Linked DNA regions of Homo sapiens: region 2 is linked to region 1. Evidence: chromatin loops called from intact Hi-C (ENCODE). Cell type or tissue: Calu3. All regions are shown on one strand. Links, peaks and the distances in the headings refer to the core of each region. The heading gives the core; the rest is flanking DNA.

What was found. A loop is a pair of places that touch in the nucleus more often than their neighbours do. Peaks named below come from ENCODE experiments on the same cell type or tissue, not always from the same donor. Only the 100,000 strongest peaks of a DNase experiment are listed, where the experiment ranks them.
Region 2: it touches region 1 in a loop (3-fold over the local background); 6 of 110 quality-filtered maps call a loop at or near these places.

What each region holds. Positions count from the first base shown.
Region 1 is chr2:134,229,971-134,238,256 of GRCh38, reverse strand. It overlaps a transcript of MGAT5 not described here and the pseudogene RNA5SP104. Among named protein-coding and RNA genes, the nearest start is that of MGAT5, 20 kb to the left of the region's middle. In Calu3, for the core only: no CTCF peak of the experiment used is centred there; a DNase peak (open chromatin) is centred at 3,556.
Region 2 is chr2:134,447,297-134,455,626 of GRCh38, reverse strand. MGAT5 (alpha-1,6-mannosylglycoprotein 6-beta-N-acetylglucosaminyltransferase) reads right to left here. Exons shown (of 16, transcript NM_002410.5): 16 at 1,006-6,978. The coding sequence ends at 6,780. Among named protein-coding and RNA genes, the nearest start is that of MGAT5, 200 kb to the right of the region's middle. In Calu3, for the core only: a CTCF peak has its summit at 4,585; a DNase peak (open chromatin) is centred at 4,606.

The DNA.
Region 1 (8,286 bases), core at 287-8,286:
AGAGTAGGGAAAATTGAGGCACAAAGAACTAAGCAATCTGTTCAATGTCACACAGCTACCAGGTAGTACAGCTGTTGTAGACTGGGCATCAGGCTCTTTAATCAGTGTTCTCTAGTGCCTCAGTACCTCTCAGAGAGCTTCACGCTTAGAAGGTCTCCAAACTTATGAAATGAATAAATGGAACAAGTCTAGAAAAAGAAAAAAAGGAGGCCGGGCGCAGTGGCTCACGCCTGTAATCCCAGCACTTTGGGAGGTCAAGGTGGGCGGATCACAAGGTCAGGAGTTGGAGATCAGCCTGGCCAACATGGTGAAACACCATCTCTACTAAAAATACAAAAATTAGCTGAGCGTGGTAGCACACGTCTGTAATCCCAGCTACTCAGGAGGCTGAGGCAGGAGAATTGCTTGAACCCAGGAGGCAGAGGCTGCGGTGAGCCAAGATCGCACCACTGCACTCCAACCTGAGTGACAGAGCAAGACTCCATCTCAAAAAAAAAAAAAACAAAAACAAAAACTGCACTCCAACCTGGGCGACAGAGCAAGACTCCATCTCAAAAAAAAAAAAAACAAAAACAAAAACTGCACTCCAACCTGGGCGACAGAGCAAGACTCCATCTCAAAAAAAAAAAAAAAAGAATTAAATCATTTATATAAGTTGAGTTCCTTTGAGTGATAGGCTTTCTGCCCCATTTCATCCAGGAAACTCTGCTAGTCAGCTATTTTCAAATGAGCCAGGTAGGTATTATGAATTCCCACCTGGGGAATGTTTCAAAAAGCAGTTTCTCCTTTATCCTCCTCCCCCAGTACTGCTTTTGTCATTGCAGGTTTGGTTTATATCTGGAAATTTAAAAAGAAAACTTCCCAGATTATTCTGCAAACATTTACTTATATCCTTCCCCCAGCCAGTGGAGCATCTCTGCTAGGAGGTGTCTTGCCTCCCATGACAGAGAGTAGAATCCAGAATGGCTGAGTGGGAAGTCTCACACGAGGGACTTAATTTCAGAGACATTAGGAGGCACAAGTAAAATTTAGGCAGTGAGCAAAACAATTCTTTTAGGGCTCAGCAGCCAAGTACAGACCAAGAGGGTAAAAATTCACACACACGCGCACACACACACACACACACACACACATATACTCCTTCTACATAACCTACCTATCCTACCTACCTCAAACTTGCAAAGGCTATCCTGAGGAAAAGGAGAGATTACTAGCACATTTGTTAGTTTAGAAAGATATCAAATCTTACTATTTTTCTCTTGCAATTATATTAAAGTGACATTAGAGTATCTTCCACAGGATGAAAACTATATAAAAGGGTGATAAGAGGCCAACTAGAGAGTTGCAACCTCATCAGACAAATATTCATGGAAGGGGCTTACTGGGTGCTCCCAATGATGCTAAAGTTTTGAGGAGAAAACACTGAGGGTACAAGACAGAGTCCCTGCACTTAGAAACATCCTCCAACCATGCACACACCCACCACCACTCCCACAGAGCAGCCAGAACATGCTGAAATCAGGGGCCCTATTGGCGTGTCCCTGTATTAGTCTGTTCTCACACTGCTAATAAAGACATACCCGAGACTGGGTAATTTATAAAGGAAAGAGGTTTGACTCACAGTTCAGCATGGCTGCCAAGGCCTCAGGGAAGGGGAAGCAAACATGTCCTTCTTCACATGGTGGCAGCAAGAAGTGCCAAGCAAAAGGGGGGGGAAGGTCCCTATAAAACCATTAGATCTTGTAAGAACTCACTATCATGAGAACAGCATAAGGGTAACCGTCTCTGTGATTAAATTACCTCCCACGACACATGTGGATTATGGGAACTACTAAGATGAGATTTGGGTGGGGACACAGCCAAACCATATCAGAGACTCTTTTGGGCTGCAGAGAAGCCTCAAGAGGTTTCATGGAGATCCTGTGGCCTAAACTGGGTCTCATCCCTTCATATCTCTCCAACTAATCTCAAGGTCCAGGCTAAACACCAGGAATAAAAGGTGAAGAAAAAGAAGTTCCTGGAACCACTGCCTGCAAGCTCCAAGCTTTCTCTGCAGTCATGGGACCCGTGAAGAACAACTCTGAACACTGCGCAGAGTTACAGGGCTAGGGGCAGAGCTTTGAACAAGCCACATCTCAAAACTTTGGTTTTGTATGCCCATAAAATTAAGCAGCAGAAATAGGTGGTGTCTGAGGCTCTTCCATTTTCAACTTAACTGAGAAAAACAGGTCTGTATTTTCCAGCTACTTGGATGTTTTCACTACTTCAGAATGATGACACTCACAGCCTAGAATGTGATCGTGGTAGGAAGGGGAGGGGGAGCAAGACAGAAACTGAGTTACAGTGAGAATTATAGATGAATGAAGTCATTATGCAAAACAGAAAACCAAAGCTAATTTGACTGTGCCCCCTCCCCTTTTATCCCTTGCCTCAAATACACTAAATCTATGTCACTTGCCTCTCATGACCACTAGATTTATAAGCCCATTAAAAATACTTCTATAATCACTCCATGCAAAAAAAAAAAACCCCTATTATTATTACAATGATTTAAATCCCTACAGCAGTACAGCAGGATCTGGGGTGGGGAGAGTTTATTAATACCTTAGCAAAACGTGCCATGAATACACCATTTGGATATTCATTTTTTTAAAGTGCCCTGATTTTTCCCAGGGTGTTCAGTTAACATTTAGCTCATGGTGTTACCGGCCCTGTCGATTGGGTTAGGTTATTTTCCTCAATTCCTCTGCTCTGTGGCTCTTCTCTCTCTCCATCAAAACCCACCCAAGGATCAAGCTGAGGTACTCGTTTCTCAACCCTCACTGGGTATCACGATCATGTTGGAAGACGTTTTAAATACAAATGGTAGCCCTCCCCAAGATCATAATTCAATTGGTCTACACAGGGCCAGGAAAGCAGTATAATTTAAAGCAATCCCAAGAGACTCTAAGGTGCAGTCAGAGTTGAGAACTATTGATCTAAGATAACCACCTTCCCAGGCAGATAAGTGGGTAGAAGGGTACTGAGGGAAGAGAAACAGGTATGAGGTCGGGGAGCATGGCAGGGGAGACAGGGGCTGTGTTGAACCAAAGACCAGGCACCCCTCTGATAGGGCAGCCACTTCTCAGCTCTAACCACCAGACAACTTGAGCTAAGACAGCCTGGGTTAGCTAGATCTTCCAATTTTCCAAAGAAGCCAGAAACCCAGAGTTTTGGTCAAATCTGTGTATTCTTAAATGCTGGTGCTAATTTAGATTAAAAAAAAAATTCTGGTGGTCCAAATAAAACGCATCTGCAACCTTCCTTACAACCACCACCCTAAGCACTTGAAGCTGGGGAGTCTTATAAAAAGACTGAGGCAAATATACAAGACCTTGAATTGAAGGCAGTTTACAATCTCACTCACCTGCTCAGTCCACCTCATGACAGGTGTCTGTTACTTTATCCTAATTGCTCAACTATTCTGGACTTTCTAAACAGCAGCTGGTATTGTTCTCAAATATTGACTTCTGCTAATCACTTTCAAAGGATTCTGAGCACTGGCTTCCAGCCCTCATTCACCACCCAACACAAGCTTGTGACTTAGTCACACCTTATTGCTAATCCCAAGAAACGAAGGGAATTTAAAAGCACCTGGTGAGAGAGAAGCAGGCCTCAGAATCCAGAAAGCCTAAGTGACTTGCCCAGGGCCACAAAGACTGTCAAGGTAGGGTGAACAAACTTGTCCCCGTTGGTCACCCTAGTTGAAGGACAGAGCCACATTGCTGTGTCTTATGTATGGACCCCCATAGTCTTATAATTCTTGATATATACATACATTTGACTTTTAGCTTTATGATCTGCTCCCTGTTGAGACTCAAACTTCTTGAAGGAAGAGATTCAAATCTTTCTGTGAACTAACTACTTAATATCTGTTGGGAAAAGTCCTTGTAGCCCCCTTGGTTAATAAAGATGGCTGCTGGTGGTGCCCTTGCAAACTATAGGCATCACTGCTCTAGGAGTCTCTTGGAAGAACCTGTAAGTCTTGACTCCCACCAACCCCTGCCCCCAATCCCCGGCTTCCTTCTCAGCCCCCAACTACTTCATCACATCAATAACAAAGTATGAGAAACACAGAAAAATGAAACACATGAGCAACTTTCAACTGACTGTTTCCTTCTCTCTTTAGACCACAAAGTCTCCCTGCTCTAATGAGATTATTACCCATCATGAAAGGACATAGCATCTAGCGTTCTGATTTCTCCACTCAGAGATACACCTCAGAAGGCAGCTTCTCAGCTGTGAAAGAAGTTGGCCTTTGCAATCCTCTCTTAGAAGTCTGCTTCGGAATTATTCAAGAGAGCCAGAGTCAAACCTAGAGTGTTGTGCATGAATAGAGAGGCAATCTGGTGTGGCAGAGAGGCTTGGGAATTAGATTCAGATTAAAATCTCTGCACTGACATAAGCCAGCCCTGTGCCCTCTTGAAGTTACAGAAATGAAGATCCAGTTTCCTTATCTGTAAAATGTCTACCTGCAGGGTTTAAATTTGCAAAGGGCCTAGTCTAGTGACCGATCCTTGATGAGAGTTACTGGAGAAGTCTCATGACTCCTACAATGAGCCCCAGAGGCCTCTGTGAGTAAGGTGGAAGGACCTAGCCTTCTGCCTGATCTAAATACATTAAGATCTGCCTTTGCTGACCTAGTTTTATTCTAAAGCAGTTGTGGTTTTCTTTCTTCCCTTCAGTTCCTTTTCTCAAAGGATGTAAGCATATCTGTGTGAAACACATAAAAAAAATGCACCAAGTGTCAGCAAAATGTTACTGTAACTGATAAAAAGGCATTTTCTATCTTGTCCATCAGTTTTGATGAGGAAGCAAAGCAGACTAGCCCAATTCCTAGCATTGGTAAAGATTGCTACTTCAAAGAATTTTCTGGGTCAGCACCTAAAAGTCTGAAATCCATTCCACTGAATTCATTATGACCCATAGTAATACCCCATCTCTCAAAGCAAAACTACACTGTGATTCATTGCATAGAGCCATTCCCTGGTAGACACTATATTTTAGACTTATGAATAAAACAAGTACAGAAAACAAAATAAAACACAGAACCAGCCCTGTACCCTTATATTTTACAATCTACAAAAAACAAAGTCAGATTTACACATACCTGGAAAACAACTCACGATGACATCATTTTAAGCTAACTGAATCTTGGATTCAAGAAGAATCAATGTCTATACTATTCTTCTAGCATAAAACCTGTTGTGGCAGTTTTAACTTTTTAACTTAAGAAAGTTATGACCTTAGGTCACTAGACAGAATTACATTACTCAAATGTATTCTTGGCAAACTCTTTGGGGATATAATTCACTCTGCAAGGAAAAACTGGTAATTGCCACCAATATCTCACACACATGTACATACAAGAAGACACACCATAACACACCATAACAACCACCACCCACAGAATCAAGAAGACCCATGCCATTCTTAAATGAAAATGTGCACCAGTTAAGAAATAATCTAACATCTCAGGTTAGCAGGAAGTGCCACACTCCAACCTAACAAGAAAAATGGGCATTAAAAAAACATTACATAGGTCTGTGGTCTATTAACAGTAACCTGTTAGTATCAACTTCCTGGTTTGGTATTGTAACAGAGCATGAAATCTGGGGAAGGATGGGTCCGTGGGTCTCTTTGTACTGTTTTTACAACTTCCTGTGAAATTATTTCAAAATAAATTGTTTTCTAAGCATTACTTATTGGGTATCATCCTGTTTGGGGAGATTTTTCAAGATGTAGAAGCCCTTTCCCAAGGCCCCTCTTCAGCTAATGGGTCCAGAATAGGATATACACCTAAATACTTTGAAAAGGGTTCTGGTTCCTAGATGATCTGAAACTCCTCCCCTGTTGAGTAAGAACCACCACCAAATGGCAGGTAAATCACTGAAGACATTTAACAGTGCTGAGGCCACCATATTTGATATTGGCTGCTGTGTAGAGGATGGGTTTGAAGGGTGGCTCATGAAAATCCGGGTGAGAAATGAGTCCAATAAAGGCCTGAACAGGGTAGTGGCAGTCCAGTCATAATAAGAAACCAAATGCTAGAAATACTTAAGAGGTCAAATCAGCAGGACAGTGGGCAATGACTAACTGGAAGGAATGAGGGAAGACGAGGAGGAGGAGGAGGAGTATAGAATGACCACTAGGCTTCCAGCTTGGGCAGCTGAGGAAAAGGTGACATGTCATTCACCAAGACAGGAAAATGGAGGAGCTGGTTTGTGAGGGAGGATGGCTGCCTGAAGCTTCCACAGAGCAATAGTACTATATCATATATTGCAGACAGAACGATCTTTGTCTAGAGAGGTAATTCCTTCTTCCTCAACTCACTGGGTGTAAAGTACCAGGGGACAGACAACTCGGCACAGCAGGCAAGAAGGACCAGCCACTACTCAGCCATGTCAGCCACTTGGCCCCGCCCTGGTCTGATCATTTTCACAGCCAGCCACAAACCCAGTGATCTTTCCCCAAATACCTCCAGTGGGTAGAGAGCTACTCAACCAAGCTGCTCCCCACAGGTTCTAGAGGGTCTGGGTTTCTAACATTTCTATTAAAAGAACTCCAGAGGGTGAATGAGGGAAATCATCCATCAATAAATCAAGCAACTAATTATTTCACTTTGCCATAATCTCTTTAAGAAATGGTGTTCCAAAGTGAAAGGAAGAATTCCACATGAGAAGACATCAAGACAGCCTATGAAGATCTTGACATAGGAATTTGTACATTGCTACACAGGAAGCATTTACCACCCACCACAGAGGAATGCAGTTTATTTGATAATTATTTGTCTAGGTTATAAACCCTTTTTGTAACAGTTTACTGAAATATAATTCACATACCATACAATTAACCAACTTAAAATATACAATATAATGGTTTTTACTGGGCTCAGAGTTGTACAAGCATTACAACAATCAGCTTTATAACTTTTCTCCCATATAAGTGCCAACCAGGCTCAACTCTGCTTAGCTTCCAATATCAGAACAGATTGGACACATTCAAGGTAGTGTGGCTGTAGAGAATTTCATATAACATTTTATCATACCCAAAAGAAACCCACACCCTTTAGCTACCACCTCCTAACCCCTCCTCCTCCCCACTCCAGCTCTAAGCAAGCACTCATTCTACTTTGGTGTCTCTATAGATATGCCTATTCTGGACACTTGATATAAATAGAATCATAATATGCAGTGTTCTTTGACAGCTTTCTTTCACAAGGTCCAATGTTGTAGCACATATCAGTGCTTCATTTTGTTTACAGCCAAACAATATTCCATTGAATAGATGCATCACATTTTGTTGATCTATTCATCAATTGATACTATTATGAATAAAACTGCTATGAGCGTTTGTGTATGACTTGATGGGTGTGTGTGTGTGTGTGTGTGTTTTCATTCCCCTTGAGTATATACCTACGAGTAGAATTACTGGGTCATATGATAACTCTGTATTTAACATTTTGAGGAACTGCTAAAATGTTTTCCACAGTAGCTACACCATTTTACATTCCTACCACCAGTGTATGAAGGTTCCAATTTCACCATATTCTTGCCAACACTTATTTGTCTCTTTAACAATTTTTTAAATTGACAAATAATTGTACATAGTCAAGGGGTACATAGTGATGTTTTAATACATAGAATGTATAAAGAGCAGATTAGGGTAATTGCATAGCCATCATCTCAAACATTTACAATTTGTGTTGGCAAGGTTCAATATCCTATTTGAAACTATATATCATGGCTAACTATAGTCATCCTACAGTGGTATGAAACACTAGAACTTATTTCACCTATCTAGCTGTAATTTGGTATCCTTTAACACAGGGGTCCCCAACCCCCAGGCAGTGGACCAGTACCAGTCCTTGGCCTGTTAGGAACTGGGCCACACAGCAGGAGGCAAGCAGCCAGCAAGTGAGCATTACCACCTGAGCTCCACCTCCTGTCATATCAGCGGTTGCATTAGATTCTCATAGGAGCACAAACCCTGTTGTGAACTGTGCATGTGAGGGATCCAGGTGGCACACTCCTTATGAGAATCTAATGCCTGATGATCTGAGGTGGAACAGTTTCATCCCAAAACAACCCCTTCATCCGTGGAAAAATTATCCGCCATGAAACCAGTCCCTGGTGCCAAAAAGTTTGGGGGCTGCTGTTTTAGTAAATCTCTCCCTATCCTTCACTTCCCCCATCTTTCCCATCTGTCTTTTTGATGACAGCCATCCTAACAGATGTAAAGTGCTAT
Region 2 (8,330 bases), core at 245-8,244, 220 kb before region 1:
AGACCCTGAAGGACTGTGGTGCAGGCCGCCCTCTCTGACCACTCAGGTAGGGGCCACACACTCACCTGGCACCGAGGGACAGCTGCTCCATGGCCTTGCTGCAGCTTTGGGGCCCTGTCTCCCCTCCACGCCAGTGAAGGGAGTTTGTTCTGTGAGGTCATGGAAACTTGGTCCAGTACCATGCTTTCAGGTTGCTTCCCCAGCAGTACTGAGGAATACGTCAAGGGATGTTAATATGTAACAACATGAACTAAAGAAAAAAAAGATTGGGAAGTGTAGGAGCCTGTAGGTTTCTCTTCTGCTGGTTTTCTCGTTGTGTCTAATATACATCATGGAAGCTCAGGGAGGGGAAGTGACACTGGTAGCGTTGCCCAAATGTAGGCACTCGGCTTTCCCTTGTGTTCTAACATGCTCTGTGAACTGTGTGGGGTGTCCATTTTGGGCCGTAGCCAGGAGGCCCGCCAGCTTCAGAGAGGCCATGCAGATGAGGGCCAGTGTCATCTGCAGACAAACTGTTGGGTGGGGCATGGACTAACCTTCCCTGTCTCCAGGGCATTTGCCTAACCAGCTGCTCATGGCTCACTGCTTCCTGGCTCAAAAGCTGCTCTTGAAAGGGAGAAATCTATTCTAGGTCCAATGGTCGCTGGTGCTCAGCCCCTTATAGAGCTATTTTTATTAGCTCATTCTTAAAGATTTTTCTCAAAATCTAGCAGTTCACTTTCTAATTGAATTTCCTTCTAGGGGAAGGCAGCACAAGGAGAGTGCGCTAACATGAGTAGTGGTGGATGTGATATAAGGGAAGGAATACACAGTAGTAAAACCTTCCCCTCTCCACTCCTTAAGTATACCTTCCTGTCTTCCTACCAGCCGTTTCAACAGTGTGCTGCAAACCGTGAAATACAGCTGGGGGAAGCTGTGTGCTGGGGACGCGCCTAGACAGCAGCTCAGCTTTGTTCTGGAGGTGACCCTGCATGCACCCGCCCCCCCAAAAATCACTTCCACCTGTCACACAAGAAAAGTTTATTGAAAAATAAAGTTCTCCCTAGTTTTCTCTACAACAGTGGAAAACAAAGCAGTGCTCTCTATGCCAGGACAGTACATTTGGACGGCGACACCTTGTTTGCAGAATCCTGCATTACTTAACCCCCGAAGTGAATCACACAAAATGGCTGTAACCAGGATCTGTTTGAAGACACAGATGCAAACGGCCATTAGCTTAAAGACGTCAAGGTTGTGACAGCAACTACAGTGGAAGGGACGTCACCATCTCCTTTGGCATCAACTATTATGCTATTAATACTTGGGTAGGACAATGAGCAAAATGCTTCCCAAGTTCGCTCCCTCTCAGCTTTGGCAGATGTGAAGCTGCTCTGAGGTTCCTGACACGCTGTCCTGAGAGGCGTGTAGACCTCCAGCACCACAGATCCTTTGAGCACCACCCCGTCCCCGCCATCCTCCATCAACAGTGGCCCTGCCCACCACATAAGCACAGGGTTCTCCAGCCGTGGGGTCAGGGTGGCATTGAGGGAGTGTCTTAAGGCTCCACAAAATCTGGGCTACAGAGATGCTTTGCAGATGGGAAATTCCAGTCACTGCATCCACAGGACGAGACTGCTGATTTGGCGGAACAGAATCCAAAGGAATTTGACGAAGTCACCAAACTCCAGCAAATTCCACACCTGCAATCTATCCAGAGTTGTGCCAAGACAGGGCAGGAGATAAGGAGATAGATAAAACTTTGAATCCATCAGGGAAGTAAGAGGCTAAATCCTCTCCCCCAAAACAAAAAGCAAACCGATATTTAGGTGATTTGGGAAAACATTCAGTCATGAGCAGCCTCTAGGAGCTGTTCTGAGAGGCCAAAATCCCTGCCCCATTGCCCCCAGCTGGCAGGGTGGGGTTGGTTTTCTCCAGGAGGCGGCCAGGGAATAACCTTTAATTTGATGGAAACATGCAGAACTAACCAGTCTGGGAGTCTGATCCCTGAGGACAGGAGGGGCCACCCCAGCCTGTAGGGGCCGGCAAAGGGACCTGCCTGGGGAATGTGTAAGTTCAATTGGTCATTCCTTCTCCCTTAACGCAGAAAAGCCTCTATTATTGCATTCAAAGGAATACTGTTAACTTTGACTCAAGGGGTGCAGTCTGCCAGAGAACCCATTTTAATTTCTAGCTCAAAAATGTTCCTTGAGGAAAACCCTTGGAATGTTCTGAAAGACGTCAGTGGGGTAAGGTCCAGTATGTGGCTAGCCAAAGGTCACCTTTACCTTTTCCAGCTGGAGTTCATAAATTCTTGCAGCCTTGTTTCCTTGGGGGCTGAAGTCTGGCATATTTTCAAACCAGTGCATTCAAGAATACAGTAAGATCCCAACCAGCAGGGTAGGCCGAGAACTGGGCTACTCTAAACCAGTAATTCCTACAACATTCAATCAACTTGGAATCATGTTTTCATGTAGGTATTATTTTTGAATCAACAGGAAGGGAATGAGCTCAGCTCTATTTCTCAAGTTTTACGAAACACTAATAACAATATTTAACATTTACTAGGGCTTACTATGTGCCAAGCACTGTGCTAAACACTGAATCCTCACAAAACCCTAAGTGCTAAGAAAGCTAGGGTAATTTTTTTCTGCATTCAAGACTCTACAGCTAATTTGGTCTTTTGCTATAAAAACTTGGTCTCCCACTTTTTGTTGAAGCGAACAAGAATCACAGGAACTCACCCTCAGCTTCACGAAACTCCCAGCTTCCTAAATGAGCATGAATCTATTTATGTCCATCCGTCTACTCACATGAAGATGCTCTGCAGCTCCACAGGGATGGATGGGATTAGAATAAAGCCAATATGGAAATTAAAATACTTTTAAATAAATAAAATAATCCAGGCTTGGGATAGTAACACATACAACAGAGCCTGTCGTTAACAAAATAGACTTTTCTTTTTAAATCAAGAATTTTTGGCCAGAGGTGAGGGTGGCAATGTCTAATATACACAAGCTAGGTAAACCACCTTGGAGAAATGGGGTGGCCACCGTGGTCTGCCCTAAAAGGCACACACCTACCTACAGACATACAGTTTCAGTCCAACACATCATACTGATGTCAACCCTGTCAGTGAGCTGCACTGGGCTCCACTCCCAAAGGGGAAGCTCATTATTCACTTTTATTAAATCTTGCATTCACTAAAGAAACAAAAAAGGGGTGCACGTTCTTTCCCTTTCATGATGCTAAAGTATTTCTTCTCCAAGCAGGGCCCTGAACTCCTTGGATGCACCCATTCACATGATTCTGCCTCAGCCACACCTCAGCAAGTGCGTGGGTGGCAGGGAACACAGGCTGGTTGACACGTTGGCAACCAGCAGTCCCAAGGTAGACCCAAAGGTATGGCAGAATCCAGCCCTTTCTTGAGGTTCTCAAGGCTTCACACCCTCCTCTGTGGGTGGAAGTGCACATGCATACACGCTATGGCCTGGCGGGGGGGTTATAGGGAGCGTCTGGTGTCCAGCTTCAACAGCTACAGTGGCTCAAGAACATGTCCTGTCTCTTAGCTGGAGGAGTCTGCTATTGCCCTTCAACAGCATCCGGATTCCAAAAACCCCAAAGAAAAACGAAAAGGCACATCAAGGAAACAAATATCACTAAAGAAACTGACTAATATCTCCAAACGCACAGCAAACACACAAAAAAGCAAACTGTAATGAGCAGTGACACAAACCCAGTCCAAACAAAAATGAAAAGCATCTCCATTTATACATGTGCAAATCAAACTGCATACACAAAATAAATGCGGTGTTTACCAGCATTCAAAGAAGTCTTTTTACTCCTCAAAGTATCTACCTTTCAATGGAAAGCTTTCTCTTTTAGTAAATTAGATGAATGTTTTCCCTCAAGTTTTTTAAGAGCTTAGGATCACAATGGGGAAAATAATCCAAAAAAACAGGCAAGATATTATAGCGGGGAAAAACATTAATCATAACTTAGGATTTCTCTCCCCATGGAACTGTTATCAGCTATAAATCGGTTTAGGATTCTATCAAGATCAGCAATGGCAAAACCTCCGCAGGCTTCCAGCCCACACAGGGGCACCTTCCTCTCCTCTTCCATGCAGGGCAGTTGGAAGCCCCCTCCCCAGTTTCCTCTCCAGGATCACTGACTAGACCTGGGCCAAGTCTGAGGAGGCCTGGGAGCCAGTACACATTCAGGGGTCACTGACTCTTCAGATAATGCCCTAAACAACTGGAGTGTGGGCTTGTTTGCTCCAAGAGCAGCTGCCCTGTCAGTGGAACTCCGGCGCACTTCCACTCAATACTGGACTGGGGGGGATGAAAGAGGGATTTTTAAATGGCAGAAAAGTGTTCTTCTGGGCTGTCTGGCCCGGGCAGGGCGGGTTGTGACTTGGAAAAGAAGGGGAAGGTAGGGAGGCCTTGAACTTAGGGACAGCCAGCAAATGATCCTTGCAGCTTTTGGAACACAAGGCAGGGCTAAGGTTACCTTTCAGCTTCCTTGCTTAAGTAGCAGTGGCTAAGTGGGTTAAACTTTGCTCGGCCTGCAGGCTCCCCCTGTTGGTCAGATACTTGCATTGACATCCTCAGTGTTCAATGCTCCTGGAAGAGCCCAGGAGAGGGCGGCACTGGCCCAGGGATTGCAGGTCAGGGAACTCTAGCAAATTCCCACACCCTAGGGTACAGCCAAGAGGCCCATTCACAAGGAAAAAGCTCTTCCTTACAGCAAGGATGCCAGTCATCTGCCCTCCTACTGCAGGAAACTGCCCTTGCTTAAAAGAAATGCACAGGCTCATACACACACACACACACACACACACACACACACACACACACACACACACTCACTCACCAAGGTTTCCTTTGGACTTCTGCCCTTCTTCCTAGGCCCAAGCAGAGGCTATTCTCAGCCAGGTCTGGAGGCGCCCCTGTGATGATGCTCAGGGCAGAGGCCTCCCCATGGTACTCTACCTGGCAGATGTGCTTGGGGGCCACCTAAGGAGTGGAGGAGGCCCCGGGTGCCCCCCACCCTCCTCTTAGACTGGAGATACAATTGAGACGCACTGAGCAGGGATCTCAGTGGGCCTAAGAAAAAAGGCTGGCTGCACATTTGTGTAGCAATTGAGAAAGAAGCAGAATGTAACTTCCCAGACTTAAAGGCCCCACACTAACTCTAGTCCCCATGAAGCGGAATTCTTCCTTTCCCTCACATTCTGAAAGCTACCAGCCATTACGCCTTGCCCATCAGTTCTGCCCAGCGGAGGCTCCACTGGGCCGCCCTCTGTTAGCAGGAAGGGTGCTTGGAAGCCCCGGCACAGAGCACATCATTGAGCGACTGAGGCGCCCAGCAGAGGCCAAGTGGAGGACGCCAACCGCTCACATTAGGCAGAAGGGGTCTCACTTGCATCAGCATGGAGATGTCAGGGGCTTTTCAGAAACTTACAAACTTGTACAGAGCATGGCAGCAATGATTCAGTGGGGTGGGAACTTATACAAAGGCAGAGCATGGGGGGGTCCAGGGTTTGGAAGGTGGGGTCCAGTGTGTCTGACCAGGCCAACCTGATGACTGATTACTCAACAAGTCAGAGTGATCCTGCCTGAAGGAAAAGCCAGCACCAGATTCCCACCTTTGCGAGCTACACCCTCAGGTGAGTAGCCAGGACAGGGCACTGCATTCATCCTGAGCTGCCCCCACTCCCCCAGCAGACATCAAGAGCCCCCTTCCCTGGACTTTGGTGCCATCAGAGGGGACACAACACAAGCCCACCTGTCAGGAGCCCAGCTCCGGTCGCGCCACAAATTCTTAAGGACCGACTTCACTCCTGTCCAAATCTTGGCTCAAAGATAATCCTCTCCAAGTCCATGAACAGCGTGAGTCTTTCATCTCTACTTTCCTCCTCATAGCGGGGCTGGAGGGAGGGTGAGTTTACCAGAAACTCCAAAATCCCTCAATCCTGTATTTCCTTCCCAAAGGGATTCTAAAAGAAATTACGGCCAAGGTATGTGTCTGGGCATGGGGACATGGAGGAAAGGGGCCTCATCTCCTTTTTCGTCCCTGGCTGGGCTCTCTGGACAACACAGGCACGTCCCCCTGACTGAGGCAGCCCATGCTCTAGGTGCCATCTATGACGATGCCCTGGGGAGTTTGGCTGTGCTTCCAAAGCAAAAGTTTCTTTTGTTCTGCTGCCATCTGTTTTGAGCTGCCAGGTCCCCATGGCTGTCCCTGAGCAGGCCACCAGCCCCACGGCACACGGTCTCTCTCCTGCACCCTGCCCAAAGCAGACAGAACAACAGTATAGTGAAGGTGGATGATTAACAGTGGAAATAAAAGAAGCCTGTGATCAATCCCTCCTCTCCCTCCCGCGGTCCCCTCCCTCCCACCCGAATAAATAAGTTAATGGGTTTAGGAATATTCCCATTCAGAGTTCTTTCCCATCAGCTCAATTCCTCCTGTTTTGTTTTAAAGGACTCTTGAGACTTTCTTTTGCCCTGGAGCAGCTGCAGTGACAGTCTTCCCACAGTTGCTCCTTGAGAAACAGAAATGATGTTGTGCCAGGGACAAGCCAGGCTCCTGGCCTGACATACGCTCTTGTTTTGTTTTGGTGAAGACTCCACTGGGTTGCTCGGAGTGCAGCAAGGGCAATGCCAATTCAGAACCTTCTACGAAAAAGTTCAGGCTCTTGCCAGAGTCCCTGCATGACTTCTGTCCCTGGCCCTGCCTGACGGGGCTGGGGCCACTGTCTTCCCCAGCAGCATGGTGCAGGGCTGAGCAGGTAGCTGCTATAGGCAGTCTTTGCAGAGAGCCACCTGGCCCTTGATGAAGTCCCGGCAGGGGCAGACCCTCTGGTGCCTGGGGTGGGCGCCTGCACAGCTGAAGAGCAGGAGGTCACCTTGAAACACACAGTGCTTATTCTTAGGGTCAAAGGAGGGCACCAGGATGTCCTTGGCCAGCTCTGAGCTTTGGCAGGTCACCTTGTACCTGAAGAGGAAGAGAAAGGCACAAGTGTTGGTGATGAAGGGACAGAGCCTTTCCTCGTCACTGGCCCTGTGAGCCCCCATCTTGAGGCATGGGGGGATGTTCAGTTGTCTTGTCCTACTTTAGAAATGAAATGGTGCCCACCCTCTTCGTCTGCAATCCTCCACCTCTAGGCATCTAGACTCAGGAAGGCATGTGTGCACCAGGGAGTGTGTGCAGGGGTGTGTGTTTGAGGCTGCCTAGTGAAGCTTTGTCTGCAATGGAGAAAAACTGGAAACAACCCAAATACTCACCAAGCAGGGAATGGCCAAATAAATCATGGCCCTTCTGTGCTTTTAGAGTTCTCTGCAGCTGTTGAAAAAGAATGAGGGAGAAGAGAGGAGCAGGAGAGTCATCCTGGGGAAAGGTGAGTCCCAGAATGGGAAGCACAGGGGAACCAGCCCGCAGTGTGCACACGGGAGGTGAAGGCTGCAAGTCGAGACGGCTATGTGCTAATGCCTTAGCAATGGCTGCTTCCAAGAAGTGAGAGTGGGGCAAAGCTCAGCATCATTTACGTTCTTTAAGTATGTTTAACTTTTTAATTAAAGGCTTTAAAGAATTCCTGTTATATGGCCTTAGCCTCTTGCTGGAAAGCTATCAGACAGAAGGTGCTGTCCTGGGGCATCGCCTCCCTGGGTCTTTGCAGCCACCCTTAAGCCATGGCAATGGTAACCCCAGTTAGAGGAAGGTGAACTGAGGCTTCAGGATGTGCAGAGACGGCCTGAATCCAGGCCCTCTCTCCCCAGCCCTGTACTTCTGCCATCTTCTCCCAACAGCTGAGTGGTCTCAGGCGGTGGAGCCTGGTGGCTTTGCTTCCTTTGGCTGGGACCACTGCGTAGGGGGGCCAAGGATATTCTGATGTTTCCATTCCCAACAGTTTTGGCCTCTTATCTCATATCTTTCCCTCCCACTTGGGATGACTGCTCCCATCCACCTTGCTTCCTGAAGGAGGCAGCGGCCTCACCTGGTGTCCTGCATGAATGCGAGGTGGGAACCCATGCTGTATCTGATATCAGAGAAAGTGGTGTTGGGGGACGGGCAGACCTGGGTTTGAGTCCTGGCTTTGTCTTTTAGGAGCTGTGTGGCCCTGGACAAATGAGTGAGCCACTCTGTGGCTCAGATTCCCTTCCATAGAATGGGGATAAATGATTCTTTACTGCAGGAATTAAGTTAGTGCTTCTACAGCATGTGACAGAGTCAAGCTCTAAGTAAGTGGATAAATGGCAACCATCATTGTTGTCAGGATTGTGGTCATTGTCGTCATCACCCTGCCTTGGCAGACATCGGATGGGCTATACCACCTCCCCACTTGCTTG